Regions from separate parts of the Homo sapiens genome. Here regions 1 and 2 are each linked to region 3. Evidence: chromatin loops called from intact Hi-C (ENCODE). Cell type or tissue: HepG2. All regions are shown on one strand. Links, peaks and the distances in the headings refer to the core of each region. The heading gives the core; the rest is flanking DNA.

The links. A loop is a pair of places that touch in the nucleus more often than their neighbours do. Peaks named below come from ENCODE experiments on the same cell type or tissue, not always from the same donor. Only the 100,000 strongest peaks of a DNase experiment are listed, where the experiment ranks them.
Region 1: a loop joins it to region 3, with 2.7 times the contacts of the local background. A loop is called at or near these places in 9 of 110 quality-filtered maps.
Region 2: a loop joins it to region 3, with 6 times the contacts of the local background. A loop is called at or near these places in 2 of 110 quality-filtered maps.

The regions. Positions count from the first base shown.
Region 1 is chr11:111,278,064-111,288,359 of GRCh38, reverse strand. POU2AF2 (POU class 2 homeobox associating factor 2) reads right to left here. Exons shown (of 5, transcript NM_198498.3): 3 at 6,920-6,962; 4 at 3,983-4,284; 5 at 1,959-2,707. The coding sequence ends at 2,306. Among named protein-coding and RNA genes, the nearest start is that of POU2AF3, 15 kb to the left of the region's middle. In HepG2, for the core only: a CTCF peak has its summit at 4,923 (motif pointing left); DNase peaks (open chromatin) are centred at 2,265 and 4,929; H3K27me3 peaks cover 511 bases.
Region 2 is chr11:111,389,913-111,400,208 of GRCh38, reverse strand. It overlaps a transcript of BTG4 not described here. Among named protein-coding and RNA genes, the nearest start is that of POU2AF1, 16 kb to the right of the region's middle. RefSeq lists an enhancer at 375-594. In HepG2, for the core only: no CTCF peak of the experiment used is centred there; DNase peaks (open chromatin) are centred at 798, 4,868 and 6,428.
Region 3 is chr11:111,330,517-111,340,812 of GRCh38, reverse strand. LOC124902755 (a long non-coding RNA gene) reads right to left here and starts at 7,836. Exons shown (of 2, transcript XR_007062890.1): 1 at 7,687-7,836; 2 at 7,018-7,584. In HepG2, for the core only: no CTCF peak of the experiment used is centred there; DNase peaks (open chromatin) are centred at 4,032, 5,552 and 5,992; H3K4me3 peaks cover 1,708 bases.

The DNA of each region.
Region 1 (10,296 bases), core at 1,555-9,554, 53 kb after region 3:
TACCCAGTAAAATGGTAAGCAGTAGAGGACAAATCATTTTAAACTTTACAACACCAATCTAGGAAAATGACCCTGAGACCCTTGTGAAGACCTCTATATCTGCAGAGAGGGCCAGATCTCTTCTTTCTGATGCACAGGCCTGCTCTTCAGGTATGAGTAACTGCTGAATGACAGATGGTTCTACCAGCCATATTGGGAACCAAGACTGAGGTTGCAAGTCATGCTGGATTTAGGAAAGAACAGCTCCTTTCTTGCACTGTGAATGTTGCCACTTTTCACTGAAGAGCAAGCACTAAGCAAAGCAAAGTTCAGGCTGCCCAAAGGAGCTGGTGGAGGGGGAGGAAGTGGGGCAGGGGGCCTGGCAGTGCTGCCCAGGAGCAGAGAGCCCCACGCGTTCACTCTTGATCTACTCCCTGAAGAATGCTCTGCCTGGAGGGAGCCGAAAGGATGAGGTGAACGAAAGCTCACTACCCAAGCATTTCTGGTGGCACTCCATAAACTAGAAGTGAGTTTGCTTAACCAGAAAATACCTTGAAGGCCTGGAAAAAAAAGGAATATCAATTATTTGCTTGTAAGTGTGAATTAATCCCCTTGTTGGAATTTCTGGGCTTCTACCTTGCTGAGGTAGAGTATGGGACAGTCACAGAGGATGTGATGGAGATTGTGTTGAGGGTCTTTGGGCAACTAGAGGGAAAATGAAGGCCTTGGCCTCCAGAAGATGGAGAGAAATGGCATTGGATCAGGAGGGACCAGAGGGTGGAAAAGATGTGAGAATGAAGTGCAGAAAGACAGGTGGTAGGAAGCTAAGAAGAAGGGTGCAGGTACAACCCGGGGGCCTCCACTCATGCATCTGCAAAGTCTCAGTGTATACCAGGCATGTATGATGAGCTTGGCCGCAGATAGGCATGCTGGAATTATGCTGGGAACCCAATTAGCAAAGGAACCCACACCAATCCAATGTGGACAGATTCATGCTTCAGATGTCAATATCTTCATTGACACATAGTAAGAGCTGCACTTTTCCGACTAGTAAGCCACCAAATAGGAGGTGCTGTTTGTCAAGCCATCGGCTCACACATGGCAATATGTCCTTCTCCAAAGTCCTTTTGCTTCTTGGTGTTTTGTGGTCTGTTTCTTGCCAACAGCTTAGTCCTATTTTCTGTATTTTCTTTAAAGGGTATGAATTTGGTTGGGTGTGGTGGCTCACGCCTGTAATCCTAACACTTTGGAAGGCCATGGTGGATGGATAGATTGAGGTCAATAATTCAAGACCAGCCTGGGCAAATAGTAAGACATTGTCTCTACAAAAACTTTAAAAAAAAAGTAAAAAATAAAAACACTAGCTGGGCATGGTGGCATACACCTGGGTCCCAGCTACTTGGGAGGCAGAAGTAGGAGGATTCCTTGAGCCCAGGAGATTGAGGCTGCAGTGAGCCATGATTACACCACTATACTCCAGCCTGGGTGATAGAGTGAGACCCTGTCTCAAAAAAAAAAAAAATTTCCATTTGATTACAGAATGCCTATTTTACTCATTCATGCTGATAACTGTAGGTTTATTCCATCAGAGAGACAATGTCTGGTTTAATTAAGGCCATCACTGATCAAAGAAAATTTTTGGACTTTTTTGGATTGAACTAATTTGGGGACATTCTGGGCTTTAGGATAGAGTCAAAAAATAACTTTGTTATGTACAAAGCCATAGTTTCCTGATCTCATCCTATTTTATGGACAATAACATATTTATAGATTGTACCTTTTTTTTAACTGGGGTTTTACAAGTCACTATAATAAGCCATAAATATATGTATATGAAACACTTCACTCTTTCAAGTCACATGCTATAAAATGAGTTTTATGTGGTCATATCTATATTATATCCTATCCAGTGTCTTTTACTGCAGAATACACATAGTTTAAAACTAAGAAACATCTGACAGGAAAATCAGTATCTTTTATGATCTGCATAAACTTTTTAATGTAATTTAAGAAAAATCAGTGCCAAAAATGATACTTCAAAGATAACAGAAGATTCAGAACGTAATGGGTTACAACAGTTCCAAAAAGACCACATTGTAAGGTTATCTTACTAGAATACGGTCTCTGACACATTTAATTAACATTCTGTTTTATTTCAGTGGGGTTACAGTGGAGAGGATTACAAATAAATGCCCTCGTCCACTAACAAAGAGCAGCATTGAGGCTTATTCTGAAAATCCAGTCCTGAATGGGCTGACACACCTAAAACAATCTTTGGAATACACCTCAAGTTAAAGAAAAACCCAGAAGTCATTTGGCCCTCCCCTCAATAAGCTCTGCGGCATTCATATGACCCCCAGGCAATACTCCCATCTTCTTTCACCCAAGGGGAAGGGTCATGGAGGGAACCGGTGTCTGCTTCCTCATCTGGGGAGAGTGGCCCCACCTTGGGCGGTAGGTCATTTGACACCGTCATGAAAGGGGTGAAGGGGTAAGGAGGCGGGGTAGGGTACCCCGGAGTGTGGTGCAGATCTTCCAGAGCATGCAGCGAGTATGACTGAGCCCCAGCCAGGGATGACCCCCAGCTTGAGCCCCTGTGCTGGGCGATGCTCCCGGACTCAAGCTGGGAGAGGCAACTCGTGCTGGGTGGCAAGGTCAGCAGGGCATCGGCAGACACAGGGTCAGGCTGGCTGAGACCGTCAGGCAACGTCTGCTCCCATGAGTCCCTCTGAGGAGAATGGAAAGGCCACGGAGGTTATTCACTAGGTGACACTCTGATGATACATTGTGTGCTGCCAGACTGTGGCTTCAGGGCAGCCTTCGTCCCCTCTCTCTGCTGCCTGAAGCCTGGCTCTCAGGCTGCTCTTCTCTCCGGCTTTTGACACCAGCAGTGAAAGTTTTCCTCCCTTCCTACTCTAGAATTAGATTTGCTATAGATATTGAGATTCCTTTTCCCAGAAGACAACATTAAATGAGTGAAATGTGAGACTAATAAAATGCACATGTATGCAACATTTTACTGTGTGCAATGCACTCTGTCTTGGATTCTTTTTGAGTCTCCCATTAGTCTGGGTCCTAGAATGCCATTTACACAGTGGGGAAGGTCAGCGCTTGGCCCACTCCTCGGAGTAGGCCTTCAACTCCATGGTGAATTTTTGAGGGGACTGAGAAGCCCACTCTGTCCTCATTAAAGCAGGAGGAAAGAGGTAGGAATCCCGTAAGTTTGGAGCTAGAAAGATTTGGATTCATTCGTGGCTCCTCCTGACTCTGAGCCCGACATTGCTCATCTGTAAAATGGGACTTTCATAAATATATCCTGAGTTGTTGCAAGTATTGAATGAACACATCACATTTCCTGGCATAGAGTATACTTAATAATGTGAATTCTCATCCTCTCCCTTTTGTCTAAACTCCTGTCTTTAGAGCTTCATTACTTTGTGGTAGAAACCTTTACTATTCTCTATGAGCATTAGCAATCTTCAGATCTTTATGAACTCACCTGTTTGGAAGGATTGAGAGAGAACAAGGATTTTTAGGCTAAAAATGTGGGGAAGGGGAGGCAGGGGACTTGGAAAGAAAGAGGAGCCCTATGTACCCTCCTTGGGAGATTATGATCCATCTCATTACTGCCTAGCATGTCTGAGATGCAGCTTCAGTGTTCCTTCCTTAGGGGCTGCAGGAATGATGACGACTGGCACTAACAGGGTGGGGGAACATCAGGCAATATCAGTAGAGCATTAACAAAATGGATATAAATCCTGCTGCACATTCCTCCCGGTTCCAAGCCCTGCGTAGACGCTCCTGGCTGTCATGGCTAACAGGGATCCTTGAACAAGGCTCCCTCGGAGGGTGTCCTGGCATCTCTAGGCAGCTGCAAAGCAGCCTCTGGAGTCTACAGGGTGAGCCAGACCTGGCTTCAACCCGGATGCCAAGCACAGCGGCTGGCCAGAGGGCGAGCCTCGCCCCTCTTTTACTCCCTCACACGAGGTCTCTGCATACTCACAAATAGGAAGTGAGCTGGGTCTCCGGGGAAGGGCGGTGGCAGGAGCGGCGGTAGGGGCGAGGCGCTGAACAGAGAGCCCGCGTTGGGCGTCAGCGCCGGAGGCCGGTAGTCTCCGTAGGGCTCCTGGGGGAAGTAGGGCTCCAGGAGAGCCGCATGGCTCTGCCCTGCGGAGGACTCACAGGGAAACGGCTTCCCCACGCTGGAGGTGTAGACGTCATTTGAAAACTGTTTACTGTTGTGGAAGTCTGAGTCAGATAAGAAAGATCTTCTGACACCGTAGTAACCTGACGTGACCGGCGAACCTGTTGCCAAATGAAAAACACATGGGCAGAAAATTCCTCCCAGGGCGGTCAAGGCCTCGGTTGCAGCTGAGTCTCTGCCTGGGAAACGATGTTACTAACGCGTGCCTGACTCCAACGCTAACATGGAAATAGAGAAATGTCTTGAAAAGCGTGAAATATTCCTGCATTAGCCCAAATAACTAACGTTTGAAAACATTGTCGCCTTTAGGGGTGAGTTCATTTTAGACAGTACCGTGTCTGTTCATTCATTCACATTTACTGAGTACCTTCCCGGTGACCGGCGCTGTGCTAGGAAGACATAAATGAAATAATCTCTTGGCATTCATATTTTAACCAAGGAAGCATCTTTTTCACAACATCGGAGCTACCTCTCCATATACATAGAACTGTTAACAAGAGGTGCTCCTGGCCTGTTATCTGAGATCGCTATGTCTGGATAAGGTAACACATATAACCCCACCTCAAAGAGGCAGGCTGTACTCTGCCTTCTAATTCTTCACACATTGACCTTACACTGGGTCGCACGCCTGGCAGACATCAATAAATGACTTTCTTTAGGATTAGATGGCCACACAGAAGCCAATTTTAGAGGCCTGTAGTTTTAGGGTTTTGATGAGTTTTATGTTATTTGCTGCCCTCTTGTGGCCTCATGGACTCCTTCACTCAACTCACCAGGGCCCAGCACGTTTAGGAAGACAGTGCCGGCTACATAAAGTTTCCCTTGGTGGTGCAGGCTCGGTGGCTCACACCTGTAATCCCAGCACTTTGGGAGGCCCAGGCTGGCGGATCACGAGGTCAAGAGATTGAGACCATCCTGGCCAACATGGTGAAAACCCATCTCTACTAAAAACAATACAAAAATCAGCTGGGCCACCATGCCTGTAATCACAGCTGCTGTAGTCCCAGTTACTCAGGAGGCTGAGGCAGGAGAATTACTTGAACCCGGGAGGTGGAGGTTGCAGTGAGCTGAGATCTCGCCCAGAGCAAGAGTCCGTCTCAAAAAAAAAAAAAAAAAAAGTAAAAAGTTTTCCTTGGTGGAGAGAGGGAGGGACAGAAACTGATAAGAGCTTCATTTAAGGTAAGCCCAGCAGTGAAATGGTTTCCAAGGAAAAAGGTGTGTTTGCTCAACACTTTCTGACCCCGTAGCTCAGTTGTAGCAGAAAACACTGATCATTCAGAACATGTTTGAGGGCATAGACTTGAGGTCTATAAAACTGATGGTTTAATTGTTCCAGCTGGCCTTGGGTGTGATCTAATGCTAACACCAACACCCTTAGGTCATAGGTCACAAAAAGGCTGAACTGGGGAGAAGATATAAGTGCCTGTCTTCCTTACCTTACCCCAACCACAGCAGCAGACCACTTCTGAGCTTCTGATTCTATAGACACAGAATTCCAGCCCGTTCCACAGGATGTGGCACTTTATATTATGCTCATTCCTCTTTCACCTGAGTCACAATGATCTTTCCAGTCAACCTGCGAGCCCAAGGGGGCAGATCTCATGCCTTATACATTTTCTTTAAACCTAGTAGTATAACATTGTGTTCAAGAATGGCATGTGAATTTATTCATCCAGAAGAAGAAATCAAAATTCCCCATCAAAACCTGTGGCACGACTCCACTCACTTCACTTTCATCTTACATTCTATAACTTCTAACCTGCTCATGCATTTGAAAGCTGAAGTTAGGGTTTTCATTATAAGCATACTTCCTTGGGAAAAAATCTGTGCAGCTGAACCTTAATATAAATAAATAAGGTTCTGTTTCATACAATGAAATTATATTTATGAGAGCGGTTAAGGTTGAGAATATGAAAACAAGGTTTCCAGGCTCTCATCTATACTCCCAATTTCCAAATCAAAACAACCACGAAGAAAAAAGCCTCTGCTCTCTTAGCATGGATTTTCTCTGTACAAAGAGAAAGGATAATTTCTAGATAAAGAGAAGCTATGGAAATTTTTCTTTTTTTTTTCTGTAGAAGGCAGGAGATGCCACCAAATTTCAATGGCACTATATATGATTGGGAAACAACATACAGACATTTAAATATTCGGGATCCTCGATTGCTCTTATTCCTTTCCCTTATCCAGCTCTGAAGGTGATAAAACTATTAGGGAATGTGCCGCGTCTGAGTTGAACTAAATGAGATTGTCTTTGCCTGTGTGGTGTGTGTTTATACAAGAATGTCCAACAGTATTATTAGGAATTCCCCTTTTACATCCCCACAGGAGTATTTAATGAGACATAGGCATTGAAATGAATTCAAAATACTGAACCAAATGCCTGACTCCCTCTGCTCGCAGACGGCTTTCCCCTTTCTGTTTGAAAGCAGATGCCTCATCTATCAGATCATGGTGTCAGAACTTTAGACAATTTAAAACTGTATCAAGGGCATAATTTATATTGCCTTTGCCCCAAAAGCTTGGGATAAAAGGGCTGCTTTCAAGACAAAATGAATTTTAAATTCAGAAATTACTGCATGAGTTCTGTCCTTCGCTGATTTTGTATTTTAGACAAAACTATTTTAAAGGAGCAGAGTTTTGGAAGTGTTGTAAGGTCGTTATGAAAGAATGGAAGCCCAGATGCTTGATTTAAATTCAAAAGGGAATAATTGCTTATTGAATTAAAGTACTCACCTGGCATCTGCACAAATGGAGACTGAGAGGAACTGACGCTGCCCTGGAAGGTAAACAGAATTCAAGTGTTTTCTTTAGTTGTAAGTTTGAATTTAATAAAAATTAGGAATACACCTTATAAGCTTGGTTTTATGATATTCAGAAGTATTATCTGGGGAGTTGGGTTGACCCTCAGGTCAACTGAGAATAAGAATTCAAGTACCATAGAACAAAGTTTTACAAGGGACAAAGAGCAACCACACTTTTACATTTTGATAAACATGCCAGAAAGCACTGGCTGGATGAAATGTAGTAATTTATCCTTCATCTTCTACTGTTCCAGTTAACATTCCCTCATCCAATATATATTAAGTGACTATATATACGCATATCCAGTAGCCTCCCCTTACCCACGAGGGATATGTTCCAAGACTCCCCAGTGGGTTCCTAAAACTGAGGATAGCACCACACCTGATTGCCATCATGTCCTCCACCCACAAACTCAATGCCTTTTCCATCTTAGCTAAGAATTTATCATGCATTGTGGCCACAGTTTTGCAGTTCGAGGTGCAACAGCAAAACTCGCATGAATTTCTTTCGCCTTCTTCACAATTTCACAGACAAAAGATTTGTTCTTACCATACCAATGTCTGACCTCAGCATACATTTTTTTTCTTTCCTTATTAAGTTGAGAACGTTTACTTTTTCATTTAAAGGAAGCACATTCCGGCTTCTCTTTGGCATATCTAAATTGCCAGTGTCACTACTCTTGTGCTTTCGGGCCATTGTGAAATACAATAAGGGTGACTTGAACACAAGCACTGCCATACAGAGACAGGTGATCCAATCACTGAGTCGGCTACTGAGACACTAACGGGCAGGTGGTGTAGACAGTGTGGATTGGCTGGACAAAGGTAAGATTCAAGTCCTGGGCAGCACAGAGTGGGACTGAATGAAATTTCATCACACCACTGAGAAAGGCATGCCATTTAAGATCTAGAAATTGTTTATTTCTGGAATTTCGCATTTAGTATGTTCAGACTGCAGTTAACCATGAGTAGCTGAAACCTCAGAAAGGGAAACCATGGCTAAGGGGCGCCTACTGTATGTGTGTATGTGCATACATGCACTTAGTGTTTGGCTTCAGCACTGAAGGGCCACTTCAATGTTTACTGTCTGAATCCATGTGGAGGAAGAAGCTCCACCAACTGTAGGGACCTTGACTGTGATGTGCCCTCAGTGCCTAGAACAGGGTGTAGTTCATAATAGACGTAAGAAAAATATGTGGAATGAAGACACAATCTTCAAAGAACCCACAGGCTAGAGAGCAGGGAGAGGTTGGGGAATGTGGTGGGTTGCATTATGTGCCCCCTCCAAAAGATATATATATATATATATATATATTTTTTTTTTTTTTTTTTGAGATGGAGTCTCACTCTCTCACCCAGGCTATAGTGCAATGGCACGATCTCGGCTCACTGCAACTTCCACCTCCCGGATTCAAGTGATTCTCCTGCCTCAGTCTCCTGAGTAGCTGGGATTACAGGCACGCACCACCACACCTGGCTACTTTTTGCATTTTTAGTAGAGATGGGTTTCACTGTGTTGGCCAGGCTGGTCTCGAACTCCTGACCTCAGGTGATCTACCTGTTTCGGCCTCCCAAATTGCTGGAATTTCAGGCATAAGCCACCCAAAGTTATATTGATACCTTAATCCCTGATACCTGTGAATGTGACGGTATTTGCTAATAGGGCTGTTAAAGATGTAACTACTTAAATTAAGATGAGGTCATATTAAATTAGGGTGGGTCCTAAATCTCATGTGACTGATGTCCTAATAGGAAGAGGAGAGGGACGCACAAAGACACAGATGCAGATGGGACAAGGTCATGTGAAGACAAAGGCAGCAGTTTGAGTGATACAACCTCAAGCCAAGGAACATCGAGGATCACCAGTGACAACTGCCAGCTAGGAAGAGGCAAGGAAGGATTCTCCCCAGAGGCTCCAGAGGGAGCATGGCCCTGCTGACACCTTGATTTTGGACTTCTAGCCTCTAGAGCTATCTATGAGATGATACATTTCTGTTGCTGTAAGTCATCCCATTTGTGGTAACTTGTTACTGCAGCCCTAAGACACCAATACAGGGGTGATTGATGACAAAACAGAATATTCGGTGTAGTATGAGAAGTGGCAGGGTCAGGGAAAGATGGGGTGATGCGGGCACCTAAACTGGTGTCAAGAATGGGGTGGGAGACACATCTTGCAGGATGCAGTGCCTAAGCTGACCTCTGAAGGAAGAGTATCTAGGCGTGTAGAGTCTTAAAATACGCAAATCATGGCTCCGAGATGTCCTGGAGCAAAGTAAGTGGAGAGGGTGTAGCTTCTGTGGAAGTTAAGAATCCTCAACATCCAGTTCATTGAATCCGAGCTCTTTTGCAGTGACTTTAATGATTCTATAGACTCTCAAGAGTTGGAAGAAATTTTATAGAGTCTCATTCAATGATTACATTCTCTCCATATTACTAACACCAGGTGCATCTAATATCCAGGCACACAGAACTTAGCACCCTCTGAGGAAACCCATTTCTTCTTTAGGAACTTTTACCAATTACAAAGTTGGCTGGAAAGAATAACTTTCTAGTTCTAATCCCTTTGGTCTTTATAGAATAAGTTTAACACTTCTTGCATACACAGCCCTTCAAATATCTGAAGACAAGCCTATGAAAAATACCATAGACTGCATGGCTTAAATAACAAAAATTTATTTCTCACAGTTCAGGAGACTGGAAGTCTGAGATCTAGGTGTGGTTTTTAGTGCGGGCCCTCTTTCTGGTTTGCAGAAAGCTGGCTTCTCACTGTGTGTTCACATGGCTGAGAGAGAGAGAGAGAGAGAGAGAGAGAGAGACAGAGAGAGAGATCATCTCTCTGGTGTCTCTTCTTATAAGGACACTAATCCCATTAGAGGGATTCACCTGCAAGATCTAATTACCTCCCAAAGGCCCCTTCTCCAAATGCCATCACACAGGGGATTAGCACCTCAACATTTGAATTTTAGGGGAATGCAAACGTGCAATTGCAATCTGTAATATCAACCTCGAGTTCGAACTTCTCCAGGCAAAATATCTTCCAACAACTCAGAAGCAGCATGGTAATTAAGAGTAAAGCCTCTGGAACCAGAGTGACTACATTTGAATCCCAGCTCTACCTCTTATTAGCTGTGGGATCTTGGGCACATGAAGATTAAATGAGATTATTACATCGAGCACTTAGAATAGTGTCTGCCACATGGTAAACAGCATATGTGCCTTAGCTATTATTACTATTATGCATTTGTTGGTTCCTTCAAATCTGTGGTATATTTCTCCAAACCTTTTGATTTATGGGTTTTCCTGTTTAAT
Region 2 (10,296 bases), core at 730-8,729, 60 kb before region 3:
GGTATCCTCCCTTTACAGATGAGGAAACTGAGGCACAGAGAGGCGGCATGACTTTTCCGAGGTTGCCCAGCCAGTCAGTGGGAGGCTGGGCCTCCTGCTTCTCAGGGTTCTTTTGCTGTAAATTCCTGTCTGACCTCCCCAGTAACAGAGGGGATTTACACTGTCTCCCCTCACTCCACCCTCACCCCACCCTCACCCATCCCGGCTTTCTCCAGGGCCTCCCATTTCTCTCTGTAGATCAGGAATAAGGCCTCTATCCAGGCCATACTTAGGATGATGCAGGATCGCAAATACCCTCACACCTCAGTCCCACTCAGCTCACACCCGCCACCCTGAGGGCAGAAGGACCTCTCAGTCTTCAGTCACTTCCCTGCATCCCATCCCACCAACCTCAGCTGTGGTCTGCAAGTCCCACACCTCTTCTAGCCAGGCTCTGCTATAGGATGGAGATGCTGTGGTTTAAAAGTGGAAGTTCTCTAGTAAATTTGGAGTTCACTCTCAGAGACTGCTGTCCCGGGAACAAGGAGATCAATTCCCTTAGAAGACCAAGCCCGCTTAAAACTGTGGAGGGACTAAGCAAGTAGGTCTTACCTTCTCAAGAGGCAATATGACTCACAGGTTGCATTTGGGAGGTGAAACAGGAAAAACATTGCCCCCTTCCCCCTACCACCCACTTCCCCTGGGGCTAGAAAGTGAAGGGGTAAATATCTGGCTGAATTTGCTCTGCTCAGGAGATATGTCATTTCTCCCCATGAAATGAATGAAGCTTAAAGTCTCATTGGGCTCCTATGTTCAAAAGGAGTCCAAAGATCAAATTCATATGGGGATGCTTTCCAGTGTCTCCCTGGATGATGAAGTTTACAGGAGGTCGGGGAAGAGCTTTCTCATGCCAGAGGCTAAGTGGTATCCAGGGGTTCAGTCAAAATATCTGACTGGCTGGATTTTTCACATTGCCCATTTGGACAGTCTTGGCCGCAGCTGGGGATCCTACAGGAAGCAGAGCCAAAGGTAATGAAAGCCTCCAAGGAAGTGGCTACAATTGTGGCTTCAAGGGCACCTCCTGCATGGGGCTTCCACAGATTGGGCAACCCACGTGGTGACGTGAGTAAAGGTGAGGTTTGGGTGCCTCAGTTTCCCTCTGGGGTTGTGCCTCATCCACATATCCCTCTTGGTCTAGGATCTTCAGTATTCATGCCTTTTCCCACCATTAAGCTCTCTCAGGAAAGCTCAATAACTCTTTTATGCTAGCATGTAAATCACCAGCTCCACGTCAAAATATTAGACCTTTACAGGAATCATTGCTTTTAAATAGGGATAAACATGGTTCTCAACCTTGGCCTTGCAGCAATATCACTTATGATACGTTTATGAAATGTAGAAGACTGGGCCCCATTCAAACTCTATAATGTTAAAAAAAAAAACAAAAACAAAACTCCACAGGTGAATCTCACTCACCACCAGGCCTGACAGCCATTCCTAGTTTAAGTGGGAAGGTGTCACTGTGTGATTCCCAGACCAGCAGCAGCACCATCACCTGGAACATAGAAATGCAAATTTTCACCCCGTCTCTACTGAAAATACAAAAAAATTAGCCGGGCATGGTGGTGGGTGCCTGTAGTCCCAGCTACTCGGGAGGCTGAGGCAGGAGAATGGCGTGAACCCAGGAGGCAGAGCATGCAGTGAGCCGAGATTGAGCCACTGCACTCCAGCCTGAGCAACAGAGCGAGACTCTGTCTCAAAAAAAAACAAAAAAAAGAAATGCAAATTTTCAGCCTGAACGAGACCTCCTGAATCAGAAACTCTGGAGGTGAGGCCTAGCAATCTGATGCATGCCAAAGTTTGAAAACAACTGCTTTAGGCTAAAGGACCAAGGTCTTACTGGGGCATTTTAGTTAAGATTTGGAGTAATGTGGTTGGAAGGCAGGGGTGTCCTCTGAAACTACACTTGGTCAATGGTTGGCCGCTCTGTGAACATATAGAGCTATCTCTGATTGCTTGTCAATCTACTGAAGCTATCTCAGACTTGCAGATGATCAGCAGTGTTGGAGCCTTTTCTTTCGGTAGGAAAGACAGTGATGATTGACCTAAAGCGGCAGCAACACAGTGGCTAATTAGTAGTGGTGATGGTGGTCGTGACTACCCTCTTCTTTCCACTCATGCCCCACAAGCCACAGACTACAAGTGAGAGTGGTAGACAGGGCAGAAGCAGAGGATAAGGTTGTGGTAGGGGAAGTTAATGATTTTATTTAAGAGAAATTACACTGAATTAGAGATCATGGAACTCTTGCACACAGTATTTCTTTAACTGTACATTTATCTTAAAAACAGTGATCCCAAAGCATCACTTGAAGTGTAGTGTCTTTATGGCCTGAAAACACCGTAAATAAGAAAGATTTCCTGAACGTTCTGCTGAAATGTGGTGATATTTCAATTCTAGTCAATAAGCACTATTCTTAGTATTGGGATACATCAATGAACAAGAGACACTGTCTATAACCTCAGGATGTAAGAAGGAAAACAAATCAGCGAGAAGATACTGCCCCTTACCCCCGCTTAAAGAGGAGACACAGATGCCCTGTGAACACCTACCAGTTGGCTGACACCTGGGGCTCAGATAAGTCCTCTCTGGGTAAGTGATGTTTAATCTGAAAACTGAAAATTGAACAGGAATCAGTCAGGCAAAGGGATGAAGGAAAGTAAAGGAAAAGGTGGGGAGAAGAACATTCTAGACAGAGAGAAGCGCTGGTGTGAAGGCCTGGAGTAGAGAGAAACCCTGGTGTGGAAATTTTAAGAACTGCAAGCTGAATATGCTGGATCCTAGAAAGTGTGGGGGAATATGTTAGGAAATGAGGTTAGAAAGGCAGCCATCCCAGCTCCCAGAGGGCCTAGGAAGTTAGATGAAGGATTTAGACTGGGGCCTAAGGGCAATTGGAAGGGCAATTGAAGGATTTAAAGCCATGGAAGAAGATGAGAGATTTGCATAAAACATAAATCTCTTGGCTGCATTTGGAAAGTGGATTGGGGGAGGAATTGTGGGTATTTGGAGACAGTCAGGAGATGGGTGTCATACGGATTAAATTTACAAATGTTTGCTTAGGGAAAATAGGAAACGAACTAAGAAATTAGAAGATTAAAATGTGTGCTTCATCTTATGTTCTTTTTCAGCCCTAGTTTCATTTCTTTGAATGAAACAGCTCTATGAGAGCTCTCTTCAGAGTTTATATGTTCTCGACACTGTTCCTAGCCAGTGGCAATGAATAAATCAACCTATACTAATTGAAAATTAGCTGTGGGCAAACCACAGTATGAAACACTCCTGGGCACCATGGAGGATTCCAGAAAGGCTTGGTCCTTGCCTGTAAGAAACTAACAATCGAATAATGAAAATAAACAGAAACTCTTAACTCTTAACTGTTCATTGAAGATTCAAGCAACATGCGATTAATTATCAAAAAGTGAGGAATTGAATCATAAACACTGTAAAAGGAGGGTTAGAAATGATTTCAGGGAAGTATACGTATTGGGCAAGTCTTTGAAGGATGCTGGGAGGTGGGCAGGCCCACATGCCTGAGAACACATTGAGGGCGGGAATAGCATGAGCTTAGGCCTTGTAGTTGCATCCACATTCGTGGTTACATTTATCTTGATTTTCAGGGAAGGTCGACTGACCCTCAGACATAACAGAAAAGCACACTAGCTTTTGACAAAAAACAAGGGGGTAGTGAATGTTCCCATCGTAATTAGTGGTCACTTTTCTGCTGCACCTGCTGGAACTGCAGCAGAATGGGGGCATGTGGGTAGACTTGGTTGGGAAGGGAAATGGGGCTGACTTGGGAGAGGCCTGGAAAGGGCAGAGGGGACAGGGAGTGCTGTGGGCCTTCCATAACCCTGGCTGGTCACCCTGGAAATCACGGTGACTTGTTTTCAGAACGTTACCTAGTGCCAAGGCAGTTTACAAGTTACATATAACAGGAGGGACCATTCTAAAATCTGTATCCCCAAAGCGCCAACTATTTGCCCCTTAGCATGGAGAAAATCTGTTCTTATGTAGGAGTTCAACTGCTCTGAAGGGGACATTGGCTCTGAATTGCTCTCAAGTCTCAAGTATCATTTGCTACTTGATGGCCACCTGCCACCATCCTGGGCAGGGGCTGAGGAGAAGGTTGAGGGGCACAGGGACTGAAACTGTCCTGCAACAGCAGCGTCAGGTCTGGGCTGGGCTTGGAGAAGGCAGGCATGCCTCCGGGGCGGCTTCTGCGAGATAGCTGCACCGGCTGGTGGACCAGGTTGAGGGGCTGTGCAAAGTGATCAAGGTGATGCAGGAGGCGTGCCTCTAAGTTTGGCTGGAAGACATTTGTCTGCAGGGTAAGTTCAAAGGGGGCATTGCCTAGGGCAGCGCATCTCCAACTCTGTGTGTTCTCTGGAGATGCTTGTGGGGCTGCCTGGACTGAGGGCTAGGGAAGCCAAAGGAGTGGGAAGACCCCAAAGACAGCCTGTGGGCCCCACCTGCTCCCTCTTCACTGAATTTGGGGCTTTTGTATCAGCTTTATATTTTGGAGAACTGCTTAATAATTTATTTGAAAAAGAAAAGGATGCTGCTGGTAGAAACCAGTTGAAAATCTTTGTCATTTGAACAGCCTTTTCATAACATACTCTTTTGGTCCCTGCTACCAGGCTTGAAGGCATGTCCCTAAAATAGGGGAGGTCCCTGACTCTCGGACACCCACAGGGGTGACGGTGCTGATCCCAGGACCTGCTCAGTGTGTACATACTCTGCTGGAGTGCTGGGATGCAAGGCTCTGCTGGGGTTGCCGGGAGCAGGGATGGGAGCAGGAGCCAGTGAACTGCCAGCAGGAGGAAGAACAATGGGCTAGTGTGAGTGCTGCCTGAGGGGGCCTGCGGAGGTGACAGTCCACCGGGGCTGTGGAGGCGTGTTTGTCCAGGCAGGAAGCCACATGGGACCTCAGGCCGGTCTCTCCTGGCACAGCTCCTGACCGCACCTGCAGCAGAGCCCCTGGGTGCCTTCAGGATGGAGGAGCTGTTGCTGGATGGCCAAGCCCACCTGGCCTGGGCCAATTTCTTCCCTACTTCCTGGTTGTGGATGAGGACTGCCCTCTCTGCTCCAGGAAAAAATTCTCCACTATTTTCAGGCCATTTGGCCTTCTTCCTTAGTCACCTCATGGACTCACTATCCAGGAGCCAGATTCCCTGAGCTGGAGGGAATACGTTCTAATAAAATGGCTTCTGAGGGGGAGAGGACTCATGGATATGACACCTCATAGATTCTCCATCTATATATGTGGAATGAATGATTTTATGAGCATCTCAGGCTTTTCCACTCTACTGAGACTATTAAGCCAACAAAGATAGGACCATATCTTGGTAAGTGGCAGTCGTTTTTATCACCAGATGATGATTTCCTGGTGTCAGTTACTTAAAGACGAGGTCTGTCTCTCAAACCAGGCACAGGGCTGGGCACAAGTGTCTAAAGAGGAGGCCAAGGTGGGCCCATATAGAGATAAACAGTAGAAATGAGGAGGCTGTGGAGGTGGACCAGACATTAATTTTCACACTGGGTATGTGTATTAGTCTGTTTTCATGCTGCTGATGAAGCTATACCCAAGACTGGGTATCTTATAAAGAAAAAGAGGTTTAATGGACTCACAGTTCCATGTGGCTGGTGGGGGGGTCTCACAATCATGGCAGAAGGCAAAGGCATGTCTTACATGACGGCAGACAAGAGAGAATGAGAACTAAGCAAAAGGGGTTTCCCCTTATAAAACCGTCAGATCTTGTGAGACTTATTCACGGCCACAAGAACAGTATGGGGGGAACTGCCCCTATGACTCAATTACCTCCCATGGGGTCCCTCCCACAACATGTGGGAATTATGGGAGCTACAATTCAAGATGAGATTTGGGTGGAGACACAGCCAAACCATATCAGTATGGAAAGGGCAGGAACTTCAAGCCACAGGAATGGGCTGGCTACCGCAAGTTCAGAAAGCTGGACTCATCAACTTGACTTCTTCCCCATGCCTAATGTTCCCTGGGTCATTCCTAGTGTGCTCTCTCTTGTTCAGTGCTTAGTAATACAATGGCCATTTCTTGGTCCTCTACTATTGTGAGGCTTCATGATGTGCCTTTTCATGCAGTATCTGAGTTGATCCTTGTAACAGCCTGGTGAGGAACTCTTGTATCTGTATCGTACAGGTGATGAAATCAAGACACAGAGCATTAAGTGCTTTTGCTCAAGGTAACAGTTTTAAGAGGTAGACCTGAGATTTGAACCCAGATCTATTTGATTCCAGAGATAAAATTCTTCATTGCTGTTTGCTATGGAGTTTTTTAGACAGTACCAGTTTGTCTTAACTGTGCTGAGTATTTCTAAGAGCAGAGTTCAAGTTCACATTTGCATGAAGCTTTTCAAAGGGTAGTGGAGCTCCCAGAGTTCAATCAGCATAAAGTGGAGCTTGGGGACAGGTCATGTCACTTGGTCAGTCATCCTTCCCTCCTAGAGCATCTCCCTCTCCTCCTCATGCTAGACCTTCAACACTCTGGTTTTGCTTTAGTAACTGGGGAGTTTTTCCTCCTGGCTTTTCTCTGCAACCTCTTCCCAGCTGTTCCCAACCCTGAGAGTGGCTAAAGAGGAAATCATGATGGTGCATCCTGTATTTGGGACTAGAGTAGTAGATTTCAAAGTATACAGTTCTTTGGGCAACCAGCATCCTGGAGACCTGAACTCAGCTACCACCGGTCTTCAGTGTGTCCTTCTCAGGCACCCGTGGGTTCTGTGCACCATAGTCAGGTGCTGCTGCTGCTGCCTGAGGGTGTGGAGGGCTGCAAGGAACAGGTGTTTCAATGCTGCCCTTTGCTTTGGATGCTCTAATCTGTCCAAGCTGACATCACAGCCTCTGAGAGGTGAGTGCATATGACCGTCTAGATTAGATAAAGTGACTCATCGTAATTTACAAACTGTGATTTAGTAATCCGGTTCCTTGACTCAGAGTAATAAGAGATCCATGATAACAGTGGATTTGGAGGAAACTTGGGGGAGATCCAGATAGCATCAGCCCACAGTGCTATCCCTCCTAGCAATCTTTGCACTCATTGTTGATGTGTATTGTATGTTCATGAATCTAGGTGACGATATGGTATAATCTGTCATCACTCTGTGGCATATTCTCACTCCTCTCTGTAGTTCAGGCAGTACCATAAGACTCCCCTCAGGGCCCAGGCTCAAGCCTATCCGTGATTGCAAGAATGGCTATCCCTTTTGGGTGCTTACTATTTGCCAGGCACTGTTGTACTGTTTTACACACATCCAATAATCTAACCCTCACAAGAATTCTATAATGTACATACCCAGAGGAGACAAGGTTGGTGGCGGCAGGATCAAACCCAGGCACTTGACTCGCAGGTCTGGGCTCTTAGCTAGCAAACTATGTTACCACTGTGCAGGCTGGAATGTCTATTCTCCCAAAAACTCAGAGCCAAGCAGTGAGGGATGAAGGAGCCAGGTGAGGCCCTGCTTTCTGAGCAAGATAGCTAGGTGTTATAGAAGAGAACTAGATAAGGCTGTGGTTCTCACATGTGATCCCTGGACCGGCAGCCTCAGCATCACCTCGGAATTTGTTAGAAATGCAAGTCCTCTGGCCCTGTCCTGGACCTACCAAATCAGAAACCCTGGGAATGGTGATTTGGATGCATGACAAAGTTTGAAAATCACTAGAGGCCAGCCACGGTGGCTCATGCCTGTAATCCTAGCATTTTGGGAGGCCGAGGCGGGCTGATCACAAGGTCAGGAGATCAAGACCATCCTGGCTAATACGGTGAAACCCCATCTCTACTAAGAATGCAAAAAATTAGCTGGGCATGGTGGTGGGTGCCTGTAGTCCCAGCTACTTGGGAGGCTGAGGCAGGAGAATGGCATGAACCCGGGAGGCAGAGCTTGCAGTGAGCCGAGATCGTGCCGCTGCACTCTAGCCTGGGTGACAGAGCAAGACTCCGTCTCAAAAAAAAAAAAAAAAAAAAAAAAAAGAAAATCACAGGAAAAGGGAAGCTGGAGGCTAGGTTCTAGGTCTATCTTTGCCCTTGCCTAGCTAGGTAACCATAGGCAGGTAATTTCATCTCTCTGGTCCTATTTCCTCATTTTAAAAATGAAGGGCTCACTCTAGATTTATTCACTTTTCATTAATCCAGCAAACATTTATTGAGTGCTTACTGTGTGACTGATTCCGAGAATGCAGAGACACGAAGCTTTCAGAATGGAACGCAATGAGAGCCAGGTGGCTTGGGATCATCTGTGGTTACCACTCCAGTTTCAACCGTAGTTAATTCTTGCTGAAACAATTGTTAGAAAGACTCTCTCTAACCTCCCACCCTTTCTCCTAACTCTAATTTATCTTCACACTGTTGCCAAAGCCACTTTTAAAAGAAGCGTGACTATGACCCCGTCACTCCTCAGTGAAAAACCTTCCATGGCTCCCTATTGCCCATACTTTCCCAAAGGAACACAAATGGAACACAATTGGAAACACATTTCCAAGGATCACAAGCAGCTTGGAACACAGTTCCAAGGACCAGAGAGATGGAACACAATTCCAAGCTGCTTGTGATCCTTGGAAATGTGAGAGGCCTCAGGCATAACTCCGCCTGTGCCGCCCAGGCCTGTAGGATGGCGAGGAGGAAGAAGTCCCGGCCAGCAGAGGTTCTAGGTTCTGCGTAACCTGAGTCCAGTGGCTAAAAAAAGAAAAGACTAGGATTCTCATGTAACATTTGGCAAAACTCTACACTTCCTTGAGCCTCACGTGACATTTCTCCTAGATAAACCTGGCTAAATTCCTGCCTGTATTTCAAAACCTACAAAAAATTTGGAGCGACAGAAAATGGGTGTGTTGGCTCAAGACTCAAGACTCTGAACAGTATGAGTTTGGAGTTTGTCGCAGCAACTGGGGCCATTGTCTTCAAAAACCAGCATCCTGAATAGGGTCCCTGGGGCTTGATGACTGCCGTTAACATAGTTGGGCTGGAGAACTTGCTCTCCAACTTCAGATGCAGCCACTGATGTCTATATGGTTGTCTACCCCTGAAAAAGAGTAAAGGAACTGTTATCAATTAATCAATGAGACTTTATCGAGCACATACTCTATTACTGTTTTTATGCCAAATTTGCTGGTTACGAAAGAAACCTAAGGTGCTTCCTTGCACCAGAAGTCTGCCAAATTTTCTGCAATCCAGGGCTTGGCATCATTTAATAAATTGGGCCATCCAAACTCCATCGGAGGTGGGTCTGAGTCAGCTTAGCAATCTGCCTGGAACTTTGCTTTGGAGTCTGTGCATCTGCCTGTGAAGTCTGCCTCAACTGGTGCAAAATGGTTGCCTTGTTTTGGGAAGATAAATGGTCTGAGTTGCATCATGAGATGTTCAAGTGGGACTGGAAGGCTTCGAAGAAAGAGGGAGAGTCAAGATGCTCAGAGTCCTGTTGGACTCTTAAAAAACCTTCTGTCTCTGTCGCAGAGTGGAAAGCCCACCAGAGCCTTAGTGCCCACTTCCTGTGGTGTGACTGAGCTTAGGGCTCCCTGAGCTCAGTTCTTACTTTGTTATTGTGAGGGCATTGGCTGGTGTTCAACTGATATTTCTTGAATTTGTTGCATGTAGAATATCTAGGTTGGATGCCATTGATAGTTTTTATCTTTATCCCTTAGCTGGGTTTTTAGAAATGCTTTTCTGAATGTGCCCAAGATGTTGATTTTGAAAGATACTTTATGACCCACTGCTTTCTTTGTTCTGATGGGAAGATATTTGTTCTGGCTGCCTCTCCTCTACCTCTCCCCACTTCCACTGGAATGTAAGCTCTAAGAAGTCAGGAGACTTACTTTCCTTGTTCACTGTTCCATCCTTAATGCCAAATACAGACTGGATGACAGTGGGATGACATTCAGCAAATATTTGCTGAATGAATGAGTGCATGAATGAATGAATGGATGGATGGATGAATGATCAGCTGTTTGGGACTTAACTTTCTTGTGTGTGTGCATGTTGTGGGGAATAATGTGATGTGGTGATTATAAGCTATGGAGTCAGATTGCCCAGATTATAATCCTGGCTCTTCTACTTATAAACTGTGCATTTTAGCCAAGTTTCTTAACCTCACTGTGTTTCCTCATATGTAAAATGAGGCTAATACTTCAAAGCATTGTTATGCAGATTAAATGAACTAATATGTGTAAAGTATTTAGAACAGTTCCTCGCTATATGATCAGTGCTCCAGAAGTCTTAGCTTTCGTTGGCTTTG
Region 3 (10,296 bases), core at 1,488-9,487:
AAACATTTTATGTCTCAACTGAGATTTCCCTTCTTTTTTTTCCTTCCAATTGGTATTCTTTTTTAAAAAAATTTTATTTCATTGGCTCCAATCTCCAGTACAATGATGAATAGAAGCAGTGAGAGACAGCATTGTTGCTTTGTTCCCAATCTTAGAGAGAAATCACTCAGTATTTCACCATTATGTGTGATATTAGTTGTAGATTTTTTTATGGGCACTCTTCACTTCATCAGCTTGAAAGGTACACTTTTATTTCCAATTTGCAGAAAAGAAAATCACAAGTGGCGCTGAATTTGTCATATGACTTTTTTGATCCATTGGGATGATCATGCTGATTTTCTCCCTCATTCACCATTAATATAGTGAATTACTTTGATAGATTATTTTGAAAGTTAAATTAACCTTTCATTCCTGGGATAAATCTGACTTAGCCAAAACATATTATTTTTCTGGTAAAGATTTTTTGTCTACATTCATGAGGACTATTTGTCTGTAATTTTTTTCTCATAATGTCTTTATCAGATTTTTGTATAGCTGCATAAACTGAATTAAGAAGCATTCTTTTTCTGTTTTCTGCAATAGTTCATAAAAGATTGGTGTTACTTTTTCCCTGAAATGTTGATATAATTCACCAGTGAAATAATCTGGGCCTAGAGTTTTCTTTGTGGAAATGTTTTTGATGACAAGTTCAATTTCTTTAATAAATAAATGACTACTTAGATTTCTGAAAAACCTGTGTCATTTGTGGTAATTTTTATTTTTCAAAGACTTTGTTCATTTCATCAAAGTTGTCAAATTTATTGGCATAAAGTTGTTAATACTATGTTATTGTTTTTCTTTTAATGACTGTAGAATCTGTAGTGATGTCTCCTCTTTCATTCCTGATACTGGCAACTTGAGCTCCCTCTCTTTTTTTTCCTCAACTTATCTAGCTAGGGTTTATTAATTTTCTTGATCTTTCTTGATTTTTCCAAAGAATCAGCTTCAGCTTTGTAAATGTTTTCTTTGCAGATGTTGTCTATTGTTTTTCAATGTTGTATTTCATTGATTTCTACTCTTATCTTTTATTATTTCTTCCTTCTACTTAATTTGGTTTTACTTCACTCTTCTTTAACTAGATCAGTGTTTCTCAACCTTGGCACTATTGACATTTTTGATTGGACAATTCTTTGTTGTGAGGAACTATCCTACATATTGTAGGGTGTTCAGCATCAACCCTGGCCTCTACTCGTGAGATGCCAATAGCTCTTCCCCACTGAGTTGTGAAGACAAAAATGTCTTTAGTTATTGGGGAACAAAGTAATTTCTGGCTGAGAATTATTGATCTATATTTTAAAGATATAGCCTGAAGTCATTAATTTTTCTTTTAGTATCGTTTTTCTTTCCTAATATACATATTTAAATCTATAAATTTCCTTTAACACTACCTTAGCTGCATTTAAAAGTTTTAATATTTTTTATTTTCATTATGATTCAATTAGAAATATTTTCTAATTTTCTTTATGCTTTCTTGTGTGGCCCATGATTTATTTAGATATATTCTGTTTAATTTACAAGTATTTTGGCATTTTTCTAGATCCATTATTACTTCTTTGCAATTTAATTCCATTGTGAGAAAATATACTCTGTAAGATTTCAATCTTTTTAAATGTACTGAGACTTGTTTTATGAACAAACATTTAGTATTTATTGGGGAATATACCAAGTTCTCTTGAAAAAAAGTAAATTCTGTAATGGTTGGGTGTAATGTGCTTAATAACAATTAACTAACAAACATTAATTTAGTCAAGGTGATAGTGTTGTTCAGGTCTTCTATGTATTTATTGATTATTTTTTATAAAAGTGTTAAAATCTCTAATTATTATTCTAAATTTATTTCTCTATTTAATTCTGTTGACTTTTGATTCATGCATTTTGAATCTCTGTTATTTGAGATATACACATTTATTATTATTATGCATTTCTCATGAGTAGGCTGTCTTATCATTGTAAAAGATCCCTTTTTATCTCTGCTGAAACTGATTGTTTTGAAATCTACTTTACTTGATATAAATATAGACACTTTAGTCTCCTTATGCTTACTGTTTGCCCAGTGGCACTTCTGTTACTTTTGTAAGTAGAAATAATACTGTAATATTTTATGTTTATATGGTACAGTATTTATGAAGCAATTGGCTTCTATGCTCTCCTTTGATATTCTCAGCAATCTTACAGATAAATAATATTGTTATCTCCATTTTACAGAGATAAAACTGAGTCCACAGGAATTAATTGACTGTCCCAAGATCACAGTGGTGAGTGAGCACCAGCCTGGTCTCAGTTTTACCCTGATGCCTGGACTCTTTACCATTATGCTATGCCATTCTCTATAGATTAAGTGGAAGGAGAATTGGAGAGATCCTGTGTAGCAAATCACAGGATAGGTGAGGGCAAAGGTAGGAAGTGTATGTGGAGAAGGTGTCTTCTAAAGACACAGTGTTCATAGTTCCACTCCAGGGCTCAAGATTGGCTGTAAAGGCCAGGCACAGTGGCTCATGCCTGTAATCACAGCACTTTGGGAGACAGAGGTGGGCAGATCGCTTGAGCCCAGGAGTTCAAGACCAACCTGGGCAACATGGCAAAACCCTGTCTCTACAAAAATAAAAAAAATTAGCTGGGCATGTTGGCGGCATGCGCCTGTTTTCCCAGCTACTTGGTGAGCTGAGGTGGGAGGATCGCTTGAGCCTGGGAAGTCGAGGCTGCAATGAGCTGTGTTCATCCCATTGCACTTCAGCTTTATTGACAATGCAAGACCCTGTTTCAAAAGAAAAAAAAAGATTGGCTGTAAAGAAGAAACTTTTGGTTATAAAGTTGGTGAGGCATTGTCAGTAGTACTGGAGTGAATGGAATCAGCAAGTTCTGTCAGTGTCAAAGGAGGTGCTGGGCTGTAAATGTCACTGTCACAACATACACACATAATGACCATCATCCAATTACCTTCATTATGTTGTATGTATTATAGTTTTGCCTAGAGGCAGAGAGCAGGATAAGATGATGTCTGCTGGGCTACCTACCCTAAGATTCCATGACTCCTTCTTAGGGGAGCCACAAGAGAAGTTGATGTCTTGAGGTGCCAGTCAGATGGAGAAACTGACTTTCCTTGCAGGAGCCCTTCCTTGCTACTCATCTGGCAATCTATGTCCTAAGTGGCCAGGCTGTGGGTTCCCCCAGGCTTGGCTGTTCCAGCTGGACCCAGGAGCTCAGCTATGCAAATACCCATTATGAGTTTGTATTTGTGGCAACCTCACCTCTTGTTTTTAAATCTCCAATGCCCACTAGAAGATATTCTGTCTAGAAAATATGAACAGTAGTTTTTAATTAATTTGTTTGTTTTTTGTTCAAATGGTGAGTTTCATAACTCATAGGCATGCACTTGTGATTTTATTAGATATTCTTAGCTTCATTATGGTGATTTATCTAACAAAATTGTATTTTGCTTTCATTTGCCACCTAGTCCAATGCTATAATCTACGCTTCTGCAATCTGCTGTTCCTAAGATAAGCTGTGATCTTCTGCTCCTATGTTTTTGACATGCCCTTTTTCTCCTCATTGACTCACATCTAATGACCAGTTCAAATACCACTTTATCTGAGAGCTACCCGCCAACCCAATATGGCCAGAGTAAATGACTCTGAACTCCCAAAGCCTGTTGAAGAAATCCTTCCCCTTCCAGTGAACCTTGAGCATCCCCAGGAGGCAACTCACTCCCCTTTAGAAGGTGTGTATAGGGAGGGGCTGGGTTTTAGACCCTGTGGGGCAAGAACAAACCTGCTGGGAGAGGTGTGCACTGGTCACACCAGTCCTGAGTGGTCATTCTCTGCTCATCAAGTTGTCACGTCTGGGGAAGACTCTTTGCATTGACCAGTGGTGTCTATTTTTGCTCTATAGTTGGATGGAAAGGGTTAAGCAGTTAGGCAATCCCCCTGTGGCTCAGTAATTTCTGGAGAATTGGCACAAGTAACTTGCATAATGCAGACTTATCTCCTGGATGATGCAGTGCCCTGCAATTCCAATGCAAATGAGCTCCAGCTGTGTTAGCCTCTGAGACTAAGGGGTTTGGCTGGGCCACTCCTGGGAGCCCTTGCAGATCACTCTTGGGAGCTCTTGCAGATCCTCCAGCCCAGGGGACAGACAGCAAAAGTCCATACAGAACTTCCTATGTTGGGGTGAGAATTATGCTAGAGGTGACTATCACCACCTTCTCAACAGATAGGGTTAGGAGTAAGGTCAGGAGTAAGGCACAAAGGGCTGAGGGGCTCTTCAGTCTTGCCCCATTGTATTCATTTTCATAGGGTTTATCCCAGCCACACAGGTGTGCAAAGTCAACTTCTGTTGTCCTACAAAGCCTCTAATTATTTAATAAGCACTTATATAGGGCTTACTATGTGTTAAGCACTGTTGAAAGTATTTAGCAGATATTAAGTTATTCCCTCCTATAGCAACCTCAGCGTTCTGGCTCGGAGTCTGTGACTGGTTATGGTGAGCATGACCTATGAGGTCAGACAGATCTAGCTTCAAAGTCTGGTTCTATCACTTAGTAGATCTGTGACCAAGGACAAGTTGCTTGGTACCCGTCTGCCCCAGTTTCCCCATTTATAAGATGGGTCCTTAAGAGATTATGATGAAGATTAAATGGGAACGTGCATGCAAAGCACTCAGCCTAGGACCTGATGTTTTGCATGATGGGTGGCTGTGATGACAATGAGGAGGAAAACCTGCTTTCTTAGGGATTTCTCTATGAAGCCTGCGGGATTTGATGCCAATGTGCTCTCCCCTGAACAGAAAACTGTCTACTGTGTTCTAGGGAGATGTGGCCGCCACCTTTCTAAACTCTGGAATTCCACTGGGGGTGATCAGGGTTTCCACTTACATAGGGATCCCCATGCCCTCAGGAGATCTGCTGTCTGGCGAAATGATGAAGAAAGTACAGGAAGTCGTTAAACCAGAGATCTTGCCAGAGAGTCTTAGGACACTGTCCAGGCAGAAAACTCAGTTCCGTGCATTTGTGCTTCTGATCTGATTCACTTCTTTGCCAGGTGCAGCAGAAACCTTGGCTTATGCCTGCAGAGGGAGTTAAAAGGGCCAAAGCTCATCACCTTTCTGAACATTTGCCCCTCCTTAGCTGGAGTGCTCTCTACCATGAGAAGCCCTCTTTGTGAAGAAGATCTCGAAGCTCTCTGTTAATAAGGCAGCCTAGGATATAGGGACTCCTCGCCGCATCTCCAGGGAGAAACTCCTATTCCAATCCTGCCCCTTTAGAGGAAGGGAGGACAGGAGTCTTGACCATCCTAAACCCATTCACTGTGTTTTCCCTTGAATATTCAGGGATCTGGAATGCTCTCAGGGAAAGCACAGCGAAGAGGCCCAGGTCCTGGATGTCACTGAAAGGTCCAAAGGCACCAGCTGGAAGCTGAGGATAACCTTTGCCCCTTTGTAACTTCACTTCAAGCCTGTCTTTTGCTAGAGGCCTGGGACTCTTAGACTCCCTCTGACCTCTGGGCTGGCCCCACTGATCTCTGGGCTGATAGGCTTGGATTTTGTCGGCAGCCTCAGACACCGGGAAGCCTGATGATCCAGCCTTCTACCCACTCCCAGTCCCTACTTTCCCACTTACAAGTTAGCCCACTGGCAGAAAGTTAATGATTGATTTATTAAGTTCCACAGGAATATCACCTCCCAACCCAAACCCAGATGACTAAAGAAGACTTTTATTTTAGGGTCTAACTAGTCATAAAACGTATTTTGCTGAGGAGCACAGATGCGGATTTTGTGCCTCAGAGCAGTGTGTTTGCTGAGCTGGTTCAGGAGGACATCTGTGGCTCTGGTGTGGGAGGTAAATCCTGCCCTGCACAGCTCCCCGGGGACTGGGTTTCCACTGGATCAAGATAAGGCAGGTAGAGCTATTGTCAATATTTAATCAAGATGCACAGGATTCGGCTCTGTAAAGGCAGCACTCAGGCCTGTGTTTGCAGACTCTGGAGGAGTGCCAAGGAAAGTGTTAGGCCCCTGGCCCGTGCTGTAAGGGCAACATGACATAGTTATTTATCCCACAGTCAATCCCAGGAATTTGGATGAATATGCCATGCTGGATAGCACCTCCCAGGCTCCTGCATCTTTCACAGCAATGCTGGTGCTTTGTGTCTGTGCTTGGCTGTAAGGGACAAAGGTGGGAGCTCTAGCCCTTACTCTTTGGGAAAAACCCCCGTTTTCTGAATTGGATGTTCCCAGGCCCTTTCTTATTGCCCCTGCTGCTCTGTCTACCTTCTCTGCTCAGCCAGCGCTCAGCAGGCTCAGCCAAGCCGGGGTCTTGCCCCTTTCTATTTCCCAATGACTCATCCTAGGGATTTGGTTTCCCTAGGGCTGATCTGCCCTCAGATCTGAGGGGATTCCTGGGCTCTGCTGCACTGGTGACAGGATGGTGGACCCTGAGCAGCTGAGTCCTGGCTTCTGTGGCCTACTCCATAGCATCCTCTGACCTCAACACACAAGCACATCGTCCTTGGTTCCCACCCAGCTTTCCTCCTGGATGTCACTTGCCCTCCCATTTCTCCCCTTGGGTGTGTGTATAGGGTGCTGGGCAGGAATGAGCTCTTGATATCCCCTGATAGAAGTCCTGGAGGTGGATTGGACTATTTAGTACTTCCTGACAGATCTCCTCCAGCACAGTCACCCAAATCACAGTTCCTCACAGGACTTTGGGAGCAATGAAAGCTCCCAATAATGACCGATTGCTTATTATGCTCTAGGCATAGGGATAAGAGCTTTAGGCATTACCTCATTTAATTCCTCACTACATCTTCTGAGGTATTGTCATCAACTTCATTCTATAGAAGAGGCTAAAGAGATACAGAAAGTTTAAGTAGCTTATGTACAGTCACACAGCTCTCGAGTAGCCAAGCTGGGATGGAAGCTAAGGCCTGTCTGAGTCCACACTGCATCCTTGATCACCAAATGCCACCATTTCTCTACTGTAAAGAATTAGGACAAACTTATTTTAGATTTATTATAAGCACACAAGTAACACATGAATACATTATTCTTGTGAAACAATTCAAACAGCTCAGATAAGGCTAGAATCCCCTTGATCAGCATTCTCTCTTTTCTACCACTTTCCCCTTCTCAATGGGTAATTTTGTTATCAGTTTGGCTTGCGTAATTTCAGACCTTTTCCTATACGTTTACATACATGTATATGTCTGCATACAAAACACCCACATCTCTTGTTGTTCTGTAACATGTGGAATCATACTTGTAAACTTCATTCTGAAACTTCCTTCACTTCACAATATGTCTCTTTTCATGTAAGCATGAGCAGATTCATTCATTCCTTTCTACCGCTGCCCAGAATTTCATGTGATGGTTATACAGCATAGTTCTCTGTTTTCTGTTTCTGGTCATTCCCCAGTCAGTGGAAATGTTCACCCAGTTGGTGAACATTTAAGTTGTAACTAAATGTCCATTATAACAATACTTCATTGAAGATCCTTAGACATAGCTCCCCGTGTTCTTTGTGAGTATTTTTCTAGGGCGATGCCGGTGGAATTGCTGTGTGATAGAGTATGCAAATTTTTAATTTTTATAGACATTGACAAATGATCCTCTAAAGTGGCTTCACTAATCAATAGCTTTGTAAGAATTGTTACATACGTGTTGGGGAAAAGCACTGTCTTTCCAGGGAGAGCAGCACAAGAGAAAGTGTGCTGAAATTGCAGGAGGATGCAGCAAGTGGTGTGAGCTGTGGCTTCACAGCTGTCCAGTTGGGCAGGTGATGACCTCTATGGGCCTCAGTGTTTACACCTGCAAAATAGAGACCACAATCTCAATAACTCAGAGGGCCATTGTGAGGATTAGTTGAGATGATTTTTGAGCAGCTTATAGCATATGGCCATGTTCATACAAAGCACTTGACAACAACAATCATTAGCTAGGCGGGGAGAAAATGAAGACAGGGAAGGGTTGGGCTGTCTTCCCTGGAAAATCTTTAGGGACAGCAAGCCTACACCTGGGATAGACTCAGGTGTTATCCTCTGGAGGGAGGTTTGGATGACAGGGCTTTGATACCCAGCCAAATTCAGAGCAGAACGATAAGCCACAAGCCATGACATTGACCTTGAGTTATCTTCAGTCCAGCCTACGGGAGGCAGAATACATGGACAGCATGGATATTCATTACCTTTTTATGAAAATTATAAATTCACAAGAAATTCTTTTTATGTTTTTGCCTTTGAACTACTCTAACTTTTAAACCCGAACCCCTTTAACATTCTGTGTGGCAAATGCACAGGGTTTTAGGCCATTAAGGCAATGCCAGGAAAGGAATAATGCTTTCATCTGGTACGTTTATTTTCCTGCTATCAGCATGGCATAGTCATCTTGGCTCTGACTTTGACTTGGTATGAGTAATCTTGAGAAAATTGCGGAAGCTCTCAAAGTCTCAGTACTTTGTAAAAACTGGATGATAATTATATCTATAAGAAAAGCTAATGCTTATGGAGCACTGAAAGTGTTCCAGACAATGGGCTAATTACATTTCAGCTGCATTACTTTGTTACTATCTAATTTACTGCTCATAATTAATAGAAGTGGATGATGGTTCCTGGAGGTGAATCTGAGTTCAAATCTATTTGCAGCACAGCCTTGGGCAAGTGTCCATGTTTCTCTGTGGCTCAGGCAGTTTTGTTGGGAAGGTTAAGAGACTGATATATAAGACTCCAGAATTAACCCATGGTCTCTTAGCAGGAGAGGGCCCCTCCCTGACCATAATGGGAAGCAACAAGTACCAGACAGACCTGTGAAGGATGCCCTGCTCCAAGTGCCAACTCTGATTGTGGGACAGAGGTTGGCCGGGGAGGCAAAGGCCCTTGTGAAAATCCAAGCAAAGGTAATCCTGAGAGCATTTATAGTCCCCAAGTACCAGGGCTGAGCCCATCTCTCCTGAGGAGTCGTGGTCTTCTCCTGGGCCTGGTAGATGAGGGCACTGTTGGCAATCTTTGGCTTAAGAGGAAGCAATGGGGCCCCTGTCTTCCAGGCCTGCTTCTTGGAAATGTTCATGGTGAGCCTTGTCCACGGCTTCTTAAAACCACAATCTCCCCACTTCCATCCCTCTCCATGCCCAACTCCACTGTGTCAAAGGATTGCCCACGGCCTAATCCCTCTTCCTCCAGCTTGTAAACCCTGCTGAAACCCAGCGCAAAAGTTACCCAGGAGGGGAAGCAAAACAGCCTCTTCTTGGCTTCTTGGAGCTCATCAGGTCTGCTTTCCTGACAAGGGGTCTGTAAGATGGGAATTCTAAGAATGGCAGTAAGAGAACGGGACACCAAGAAAGGTAAGTTTTGATGGCAGAGTGCTTTGGAGACTTGTCCCAGGAGGCAGGCCTAAGCATGGGGCCATAGAAAGAGGAGGGAAGGGAGAAGAAGAGGGAGAGGGAGAGAAAGAGAGCAGAGGTGAGGGGGAGGGAGGGGCAGGAGGAGGGGTCAGGGAAGATCTGATGAGTGTGGAAACTGAGGCACATAGGGGTGAAGTTCCTTGCTCAAAGGCACATAGCAGTAAGAAGAGGTGCCAAAATTTGAACCCGAGTAATCTTTTCTTCAGAGCCTATGCCCTGAACCACTATAGTGAACAGCCTTTGTAAAATGGGGCTACTATGACCATACCTATATTTTACTGAGTCCTTGGGAAGGATAAAATATTCACGACTGGTGCCTGGGAAAAAGTTGACAACACTGGTTCATTCCCTTCTGCCTGCTCTCTTCTGTTTTTAAAATGGAGGCACATGGCCATGGAGAGTCCTGGTTACTATTACTTAATAGACTCAGATCTCTCCCTACCACAGAGGGATGGATTTTTAGTAAAGGAGCCTGTGCTGTATGTGTTTGTGATGGGGAAGGCTGGTGGTGGTGGTGGGGAAGCTGGGCGGCCACCTGCATTCCTCTGTGTTGTCTCCAGACCAGACAGGGGCCAAGACCTAAACAGGCTTAGGAGCCTGGAGAGAGATAACAGGGCCCAGGGCTGACCTTTCAAGTTCAGGTTCCTGCAGCCTGCAGGGAGCCAGGGGACAGGTGGCTTCAGAGGCCTTTCTAAGTGTGCACTTTGTCCTGGACTGTGACCTTGGAATATGCCCAGCCCCTGTCTGGGCTGGCAGATACCAGGCATCATCATAAGGGCATGGAAGACGGTGATCCCTGAGGCCTTCAGACCTGGTCCTCTGCCCCAGTTATGGTCTCATCTGTCCTCAGACCCTGGATAAAGCAATTGAGC